Regions from separate parts of the Homo sapiens genome. Here regions 2 and 3 are each linked to region 1. A link is a contact called in ENCODE Hi-C or POLR2A ChIA-PET data. All regions are on one chromosome and are shown on one strand. The core of a region is the stretch at or near the end of the contact, and the rest is flanking DNA. Distances in the headings are between cores, read along the strand shown. Region 1 holds the start of ATP5MC1 (ATP synthase membrane subunit c locus 1). Region 2 holds the start of KANSL1-AS1 (KANSL1 antisense RNA 1). Region 3 holds the start of UTP18 (UTP18 small subunit processome component).

Region 1 (3,108 bases), core at 282-2,781:
TGCACTCCAGCTTGGCAACAGAGCGAGACTCCGTCTCAAAAAAAACACATGATTTTATTTCCTGTTTTATTTCTGCTTATTTCATCAAGTGAAAATATCATAACTTATTTCACCTTTTACTGTCAGTGGAACATTTACTTGTTTCCAATTTCGACAAACTCTGCAAATGCACATCTTTTTAAAAGAATCTGCATTTCTGATTCTTCAAAATAAATTCCTAGAAGTGATATTACTGGATGAAAAGTGGATGGAGAGCTTAAAGGCTCTTAGTTACTCAAGAATTACTGGGTCAAAGAGGATGGCCCATTCACAGCCTTTGAATAAAAATAAATATTGCCAAACTGCTTTCAAGGAAGGTTTTCTAATTCATCCTCTCACCAGCAATATAGGAGAGCGTGTGGCTCACATTAATAAAAAGAACTCTGCTGTTTTGAGCAGTACTAAGCGGAGCGTTTAAACTTATATTTCTTTGATTAGGAAGGCTGACATTCGTTCCTGCAATTCATATTTCTTCCTTACTGAATTGCCTGTTCCTATCCTTTGCTCGTTTTTCTATAGGGATATTATTTCATTCTTTCAGTGTTGTTTTTACAAAATAAACAATTTTTTTGTTTGTTTTTTCCCCCGAGACGGAATCCTGCTCAGTTGCCCAGGCTGGAGTGCAGTGGCGCGATCTCGGCTCCCTGCAACCTCGGCCTCCCGGGTTCAAGCGATTCTCCTGCCTCAGCCTCCCAAGTAGCTGGGATTACAGGCACGCGCCACCACCATGCCCGGCTAATTTTTGTATTCTTAGTAGAGACGGGGTTTCACCATGCTGGTCAGGCTGATCTCGAACTCCTGACCTCAGGTGATCCGCCCGCCTCGGCCTCCCAAAGTGCTGGGATTACAGGCGTGAGCCACTGCACCCGGCCCAACAAATGTTTTAGAAAGCCATCTGGATGATAGTCCATGACTGCTGAACACCGGCTGAGGTCCACAAAACTGCGCTCACCGCTTGGGGACTTTCCAGCCGGCCTTTACTCTCCATGGAAAGCGGTCTTTCCACAAACCTCCACGGTGGGAATTACTGCAAAGGCATCGGCTCTCCCGGCCTAGAATATCTCGCGGGATCTCAGCTGTCCTTGGGCCCCCCCCCTCAGCGCAACTACCAATCCCAACATGCAACGCGCCCCGTGGCCCAAGCGCCCGAATGAAGGCTCGGGGCCAAAGTCATGTGTCTGACTGCGTCACACGTCCCGTCATCTCTCCCACGCCTTTTTCTTCAGCGTACACCTTGGTCGCCATCTTGTGCGCGAGGTTATGGAACCTCTGAGTCCCGCCAACTCTATGGTCGAGCGTTTCAGGGATCGGCCAATCGTAATCCAGATCTCGTAGGAAAGCCCCGCCTCTATCCGCATGGAGGCGGGAATTGCCACGAAGCTCCTGTGGAGGGAGAGGAAGCAGCTGCGGAAAGCCAATAAGAGTGGGGAATCGATGACGTCAACCAATGGGGACGCGGGGATATTACGGCCAATGAGAATGGAGAAGGTCCAGGACACGTGGGTGGGGGAAGCTGAGCGCTGAGACCAAGGGCTAAAGCTGGGAGGTGAGTCTGTCACCTTGAGCCGGGCGAGCGCTGTGGGCCAAGCAGGGGTTGCAGGGTAGTAGGAGTGCAGGTGACTTGGGGCCGGGAGCCAGCAATAGGCAGGGTTGTGGGCTGGGCAGTGTGGAGGGGTATTTCCCCCCAGTGCTGGGAGAGGCTATGGCAATCTAGATATGGCCTTATCAATGAATGTTAATTACCAACGGTAATGAACGATTGACTGCCTCGGCTGGGGCGGGTCGGGGACTGCTGTGTAAGATGGGCAGGATCCTGCGCGACACCTGCCCAGTATCCGCCTCCAGTCTTCCCGAGAGACCATTCCCTTTCGCAACATTTCCTTCCTGGGGCTTGGGCACATTTCCTTGACTTCCGATCTCCATGACTTTGCTTTGAAGACCCACTGCTCTGTCCCTCTGACCTCTAATGCCCTCCTCAGCTGGGGCACGGTGCAAGGAAGAGCGTGGTCTAGGGAGGACGGACGGGGGTGAAGGGGACGACCAAAGGTCGTCATTATAAGCAAACAACCAGGGTCTCAGTGGGATTATTATTACTATTTTTTCCCCCTCTGCAGACTGAAAAAATGCAGACCGCCGGGGCATTATTCATTTCTCCAGCTCTGGTAAGGTGCCGCGCCGCAGTGCTCTGTAGTACCAGGTGTATGGTGTGGACGCCATCAGTGTTTAATGAATGAACCCAGGGGAGCTTGGCGTCCTGATGATGTAGGCTCTTTGAGGTGGCTGTAGGATGTGATGAAGGTAACCCCTGTTTATCTGGGCCTGTGAACCAAGCTATCTTGGCTTTGGAATGTGGTCAGAGAGTCTGGATTTGATTTTTATCCCCAGTCTGTCCTGGCCATAGAGACAGCCCACTAAAACAGTGGTTTTCAACAGTGGCTGCACGTTAGAATCATCCAGGGAACTTTTTAAAATCCTGATGCCTAGGCTGCACCTTAGACCATTTGCATCAGACTTTGGGAATGGGGGTGGAACCCAGGCATCTGTATCTTTTAAGACTTCTCCAGATGATTCCACCGTGCAGCCAAGTTTGAGAACCACTGCACTAAAAATTATTTCAAAAAAGCCATGTTACAGATGGCTCTCCTTGGATGGCTATTCCAGTCGGTTTCCGGGGCTGACTGGCCCACTCCATTTAGGGTGTGTAGCTGTGAGTGTATTTTAGCAGAATAAAATTTCCCCCATCTGATTACTTGGTGATCTGGGTATAAACCTTTCCTGTACCTGCTTTGGTATTAGTGTGGGTTCTTGTTCCATTCTGAGAAGCTGATTAAAGCTGTGCCCAAAGAAGTGAACTTTGGTTTGGTTTTGAATGGTGAAGGTTGCCACTGCTGACTATATCAAGCTATTGAGACAGCTGTCTCTGGGGCAGGCCTATCTGATAGGAACAGGAATAAATTGACCTTGAAATACATTGAACTTATTCTGTTTATGAAATCTGTAGTCATTTTTGACAGCTCAGCAATTAGGATTTTTTTTCCTTGACTGATTTGGTAGGATGTGGCTTTCTGA
Region 2 (3,108 bases), core at 321-2,820, 2.7 Mb before region 1:
GGGGTGGGGGGGACCGAGGAAAAGGAAAGAGAGCAATTTAAAGTGGCGCCATCATGTCACCCCTTCTCCCCTAAAGCAATCAGTAAGCAATAGTTAAGTAGCACGTTTCTCTATAAATCCACATTGGGATTCCAACATTGGAAAACGAGGATTTTTAAGTAAGACACGGGAGTAGCGCTGTTTATCGTATGGAAAACAAACTATTTGCTAAGAATCAAAAGACCGTCAGCCGGAAAACAGGCCCCCAAAAAGGCAGTTAAGATTCCAACTCACTTAAAAGCAAATAAATCCCTCTTCCTCTTTAGTTTAAAAAAAAAAAAAGTCCGCCTGAGGGAGACTACATCTGAAAACGTAAGTGACCTGAATTTACAGGCAACAAAAATAATAAATGAAACAATCAGAGTTGTGATACAAACCGTGCAACGCGCCAAGATGTGTGTTTCGAGCAGAGAAAGGCCTTTTGCAGTCAAGAGAAGTTCAAGGCGAGAGCCAGAGTTTGTTTGGGGGGTTCTTTTACGGGAATAAATCATGTTCTTCAGGCCGCCTTTTTAAATAGAACGCCAAAGGAAAAGCTGGCGAACGAGGCGGCAGCTCCTGGGGAAGGGCCCCCGCACACCCCCGCCCTTGGGGCGACTCCCAGCCCGGACCCGCAGCAGGGAAGCCCGGAGAGGCCATTTAAAGTTCCGGGGGATTTTTCTACCCTGCCCTGCCTTTCTAGTTACAACTAACAAAGAGAGAGAGAAATGGGAGCCACAGGGAGAGCGAGGAGAAGGAGAAAGGGCAGCAGGAGGAGGAGGAGAGGAGCAGCAGCAGCACCTACCACGTGATGGAGGAGCGTAGCCCGGGCGGATTCAGCCCCACAAAATGGGCGCAGTTTGCAAACAGCCCCCCGGCCTGGGCGCCGAGGGCCAGCGGCGGGCGGGGGCGCGCGACGGCGGCTCCGGCCCGGGCCCGCCGCTCTCCTCCCCCCGACGCCCGGAGCCGCCCTGACTTTCCGGGCGGGGGGGCGAGGCAGAGGGGGAGGGGAAGGCGGCGGCGGGGAGCGGCTGCTTTTTCTTCTCTTTCGGGCCCTTTCCCGGCCTTGCTCCGCACCGACGGGGCCCGAGCACGGCTGGAGACCGCAGCCCGGCCGGGAGGGCGGGCGGGCGGGGGCAGAGAGTGAAACCGCCCCCCCGCCCCGCACAAACAAGCACCGCCGTCTGCAGCCCGAACCCGCACCCAGGCCGCCACCCCCGGCCGCCTCTTTCCAGCCGGGGAGCGCGCTTCAGCCGCCCCCCGCGCCGCCGCGGCGAGACGAGTCGGCTTCGCTACGGTGCTCGGTTCTCCCGCCGGCTCGGCGAGCGGTGGCGGCGGTGGCGGCGGCACTGGGAAAATGGCGGCCGAGCTCCTTTTCCCTCCCCCCCTTTAATCTGAAGCGGAGGGAGAATGGAGCGAGCGAGCAAGCGGGCGAGCGCCGGGGACACGGGGAGGAGGGACAGCAGCGCCTCCGCCGGCTGCGGCTGCGGCGGCGAAGGGCCGCTCCACCCCGGCGCGCCGCCAGGGGGCGCCCGCCGCGCCGCCCCCGCGGGCCGCCAGGAGGCGCGGCCGCCGCCGCCTCAGTCATGGCTCCTCGCCGTGGCCGATGTTTTTGTACCTCCATCTGCGGAGGCCGCGGCGCCCGGCCCCAGCTGCCCCGGACGTGCGGCGACGGCACGCAGCACTGCGGCAGGGGGAAGCCAGCCCTCGCTGCGGCCGAGGTGAGTCTAACCTGAGGCACTGACGCCGTCACATGCCCTCCGTGCTGGGGCCGGCGGTGCGGCTCGCCAGTTGAGGGGCAGGGCGGGCCGGCGCCGCGGAGCGAGAGGACGTGAGCGAGGAACTGTTTGCACTGTGTAGTAAAGAGGGTAAGGCCGTCGGCACCACACTATTCCAAGGCTAACCCTGCAGAAAGCTCCCTGACCAGTGAAGCGGCTTCCGCCGCCCGCCCTTTGTCCCTAGCAGCCAGCCTCCGTATACTGCAGCACGGCTGGGCACTAGCCCCAGCACCGCGCTCCGCAGCCACCAGAGTTGGGCGGGGTGGGGAGGGTGCACGTAGTCACTGCGCAGGCCCCAGCCAGGGCCCGCGCCGGGCCAGCCCGGGAAGGGACAGCCGGGAGCCAGAGGGGAAGTGATGGCCCCGCCGGCGCCGGGCCCGCTGGGAACTGTAGTTTTCGTGAAGAAACACGCGTCTTGTTTTGGGTGTCATGGCTTGGCAGATCCGCCAAAACAGGCAAATGGCATTACACAATGAGTATTTATGCTTCCTGCCGCCACCAAAAGGAAGTTCACTGCCATGCTAAAAGTTTAACAAAGAACTCCATAAAGAAACACAAGTCTCACAACAAAAAGCCAACTTCCCACCTCGTTACCAGAGTTGGTTTAAAGTGGTGGCACCTTATCATTTCTCATGACCAGTTTATCAGTACAGAACTTTATATTGTCCCCAAAATAGGACCTTTAAAATAATGGAACCTTTCCTAGACTTAAAGAATTCATAAACATAATGTAATACAAAGTGTCACACAAAGTGTAATTCTACCACCCTTTAAAGTTGCCAAAAGATGAGTGGAGTATCTTGAGATTTAAAAGACTAATCTAGGATTCATCAAAACTGGCTTAAATGACTGAAGAAAAAATCGTTCAAATCATTAAATCATCAAATTCGGCAGATAAGAAGGGTATGTATGCTCTACTACCAAAAAGGAAGACGCAAAATGCTTCACACTTTTTTGTGGCTTACCAGAACCAATATCCGGCATTATACGTCACTTCTGCTTATCAAAAAACACCCTCACAGTCGTTACAGAACGGTTTTAGTCTTCCCACAAAGTTACACTAACTCACCTGCCCCTGCAACATCTGCACCTAGGTTTCTGCGAATTTCCATTTGTACTCCTAAAATCACACTCTCAAGCATAGTCATAGTTCTCAAATACCAAAGGCAGGCAGTTTGGAGTCATAGGGTCAAATTACACAAAGAATAAACTAATATTTGTATACACATCCAAAAGAGGTCTTTAGTCTTGGATTTTTAATTTACAACCCTGGGGAAAAACTTTGACTTTTTTATTGTACACACATACACACATA
Region 3 (3,108 bases), core at 243-2,742, 2.4 Mb after region 1:
ACAATTAGAACTACTGAAATATGGGCTTTCCTGGGCAGTAGTGAGCTCTCAGTGCTTTTAGGGGTGTAAGCAGGGTTCAGACTACCTACCACTTGTCAGAGAGGCTGCAGAGGGGACGGCTGCTTTGGATGACCTCTAATGTCTCTTCCGACTCTGAAATGTTAGGATTCTTATTTCACAAAGGAGAACGCAATGGTCACAGAAGTCCACCGACTTGAAACCCTTTTAAATATGCAGCCTTGGAGGCTGCTTCCCAAACACCACTCCCACCTCTCCCGCACGTGCCCACCCCGCCCCCTTTCAATATTTCCACCTCCACGTGCAAACCGCCTCGCGGCACTGCCCCCAAGGCAGATAGACACCTTCCCCTGCAAAGCAACGAAACTGTGCTCCCCCTCCCCGCCAAGAAGAGAGGACTACTCCACTCTCCCACCCTGGGTGGCTAAAAAAGGAAAAGTCTCGGATCCAGCCTTTCCCCCCTAGCCAGAGCAGGGGGCGGGGGCAGGACGCAGAGAAAAACTTTCTTCTCGAATTTTTCTTCCAAAGGGTGGAGGAGATGGAGAGAACCCCAACGAGTCCAAGGCTGACGGGGTGGGGGGAGGGGAACCCCTGAATCGTTTAACGGCTGGAAGGGGGAGGGGGGCTCCGGAGGTTGAGAGGGCGTGGGATGGAGAAGCAGGCCAGGGAGCGGGGTCAGGGAGCTGCGGGGTTCCTGGGGTCGGAGAGCTGCAGGCGTCCCCCCCACCTGGCACACAAAGCGGCTGCCGCGCTCGGCTCTCACCAGATCCTTTGTGTTTTCCATCAGGGCCTCATGGGTAGGGGTTGTCCGTGCTCCCCGAGCCCGCGGCGCCCCCTCCCCGGGCTGGGGGCAGGTGCCTCTCCCCGGGACTGCGGCGACTACAGGGGGCCCCCGGCTGGGCCCAGACCGGTGGCGGGTGCAGCAGCCCCCGGATTTCCCCCCTTTAACTCGGGTGGCCCCAGGATATCAACAACATTAGCATAGCCCTCCCTCCCCAGCGCGCCTGCGCCGTGACCCGCGCCCCGATTGGCCCACTTCCCTACATACCCTCCTCTCTCGCTTCCACCGTGGGACCCTCTGCAGGCTCCGTACTCCAAGGACCGTACCAAGACGAAGGGTGGAAAGCGTATTGGGGCTTGTGTCAAGTCAAGTGGTTACAGCCAAGAGGAAAAGCAGAAGTTCCATTCAGCCGTCCCAGTGTATAGTCGGGGTTTCTTGCGCTCCTTTCAATATGTTGCAGCTGCGAAATTGTGTTGGAAAAATTTTCCACTCCAGTCACGCCGCTTCCCCCTACACCCGGAAGATTGGCCCTCCCGGAGGAACTCCCACACGGGGCGGGGCTGGGTAGGGGAGCGGGAGTTACGTAGAGGGAGGGAGTGCTGGTCACGTGGCAAGAGGCTGCGCAGGCTCCTTCCGGCCCCCGGGGCTTCGGCGGCGGCGGCCCGCGAGGGGCCTGGGCGCATGCGCAGCGAGGTTCCACGTGAGCGCCTGCGTTTCTCCTCAAACCTAACGATGCCGCCGGAGCGGAGGAGACGAATGAAACTGGACCGGAGAACCGGAGCGAAGCCGAAGCGGAAGCCCGGAATGAGGCCGGACTGGAAAGCCGGAGCGGGGCCAGGCGGGCCTCCCCAAAAGCCTGCCCCTTCATCCCAGCGGAAACCGCCGGCCCGGCCGAGCGCGGCGGCCGCTGCGATTGCAGTCGCGGCGGCGGAGGAAGAGAGACGGCTCCGGCAGCGGAACCGCCTGAGGCTGGAGGAGGACAAACCGGCCGTGGAGCGGTGCTTGGAGGAGCTGGTCTTCGGCGACGTCGAGAACGACGAGGACGCGTTGCTGCGGCGTCTGCGAGGCCCGAGGGTGAGGGAGGCCGCGGCGCGCGGGCTGGGCGCACTCGGGCGGGGCGCGCGGTGGGCGGTGAAGCTCCGGGGGGCGGAGCCTGGGCGACCTGCGGCGGCGGGGAGCGCTCAGGTGGGAGGGAGCCCGAGAACGCGGGCGCGGAGGGTCGCAGCTGCGGGTCCCTCGCCTCCCTGCTCCAGACTGAAAGTGCCTGGAGGGCGGGGACCGCGTCTTTCTCCGCCCCTGGAGGCGCCGCTGCTCGGGTATCTGCTTTGCGAACTGTGGTCGTGAGCATCTTTCGCTGCTGCTCGACTCCGCTAGCCTCTTCCCAAACTGAGGGTGGTCTTTTGATCACCTGCCTCAGTTCCTTGTGATTCAGGAATTCGATTTCGTTGATGGAATCAATTCGTGGGCACGGGCCTGGGCATCTCCGTTGTAACTATGTCCCCATGTGACTATGAGACCCACCATGTTTTGAGAATGATCGTGTATTCCGTTCATTTAGCAAATATTGGTGAACCTGTTAGTTGCCAGATACCCTTTCTGGCAATGGCAAACCCTGCGTGATTGATCATACTTTTTGCACACATTTTGCTATCCCTTTAAATTCTATACCAGGCTTTTCTTGAGAGAGTCCCGGACATTGTTCTAGGCACTGGAGGAGACACAGCAATGGACAAAACTGACAAAAATCCCTGCCTTTTGGCGCTTGTGTGCTAGTGGCAGAGACAAGATAGAGGAGATAAACGAGTAAACTTCAGGTTTGTTGGTGACAAGTGCTGAAGAGAAAAAAGGACATTCGGGAAAGGGAGATGGGCGTGTGTAGAGGCCTGTGAAATTTTAGATAAAGGGGGCAGAGGAAAGCTCACCGAGAATTACCCAGGCCATGTTTATTACACAAATGCTGACCTAGTTAATGTCAGCTGCTTACCAGAGCCGCCTTCGGGTGCTTGTAGGAGAAGTGGCAGCAATCTTTTTGGGAAGTACAGAACTATTACTGGAAACATGCTGAACTGTGCGACGGTTTTGTCGTCTGGAAAAGGAACAGTGTACGGAGGTGGGAGCTGTTGGGTTTGAAGGCTATTAGACTAGTAGTAGAGCAAGTAGAAACCACTTGGACATTTCTATCATTGGTTTTGGGAAGCTCAAACTCACTTCAAGGGATATTCTGTGGTCTAGGTTTAGATTTTTTTTTTTTTTTAGACTCGCCCTGTCGCCCAGGCTGGAGTGCAGTGGCGCCATCTCGGCTCACTGCA

Evidence for each region. A loop is a pair of places that touch in the nucleus more often than their neighbours do. ChIA-PET counts read pairs that join two places held with the same protein, here RNA polymerase II (POLR2A). Pooled maps may share reads with other maps.
Region 2: a loop to region 1 is called in a pooled map, with 20 times the contacts of the local background. The contact joins the promoter of KANSL1-AS1 here to the promoter of ATP5MC1 in region 1. A Hi-C loop is called at or near these places in 6 of 50 pooled maps. POLR2A ChIA-PET finds 5 or more read pairs at or near these places in 2 of 52 experiments (BJ and HEK293T).
Region 3: a loop to region 1 is called in a pooled map, with 36 times the contacts of the local background. The contact joins the promoter of UTP18 here to the promoter of ATP5MC1 in region 1. A Hi-C loop is called at or near these places in 5 of 50 pooled maps. POLR2A ChIA-PET finds 5 or more read pairs at or near these places in 2 of 52 experiments (CD4-positive, alpha-beta memory T cell and Caco-2).

Annotation. Positions count from the first base shown.
Region 1 is chr17:48,891,256-48,894,363 of GRCh38, forward strand. ATP5MC1 (ATP synthase membrane subunit c locus 1) reads left to right here and starts at 1,532. Exons shown (of 5, transcript NM_005175.3): 1 at 1,532-1,655; 2 at 2,154-2,201. The coding sequence starts at 2,163. LOC105371814 (a long non-coding RNA gene) reads right to left here. Exons shown (of 4, transcript NR_135674.1): 2 at 992-1,422. RefSeq lists enhancers at 348-1,327, 965-1,424, 1,435-1,554, 2,135-2,244, 2,285-2,334.
Region 2 is chr17:46,192,003-46,195,110 of GRCh38, forward strand. KANSL1-AS1 (KANSL1 antisense RNA 1) reads left to right here and starts at 1,571. Exons shown (of 2, transcript NR_034172.1): 1 at 1,571-1,736. It overlaps KANSL1 (KAT8 regulatory NSL complex subunit 1), which reads right to left and starts at 1,427. Exons shown (of 15, transcript NM_015443.4): 1 at 821-1,427.
Region 3 is chr17:51,259,054-51,262,161 of GRCh38, forward strand. It overlaps UTP18 (UTP18 small subunit processome component), which reads left to right and starts at 1,493. Exons shown (of 14, transcript NM_016001.3): 1 at 1,493-1,873. The coding sequence starts at 1,532. MBTD1 (mbt domain containing 1) reads right to left here and starts at 996. Exons shown (of 17, transcript NM_017643.3): 1 at 782-996; 2 at 90-153. RefSeq lists silencers at 734-1,053, 1,394-1,503, 1,854-2,043 and an enhancer at 2,514-2,563.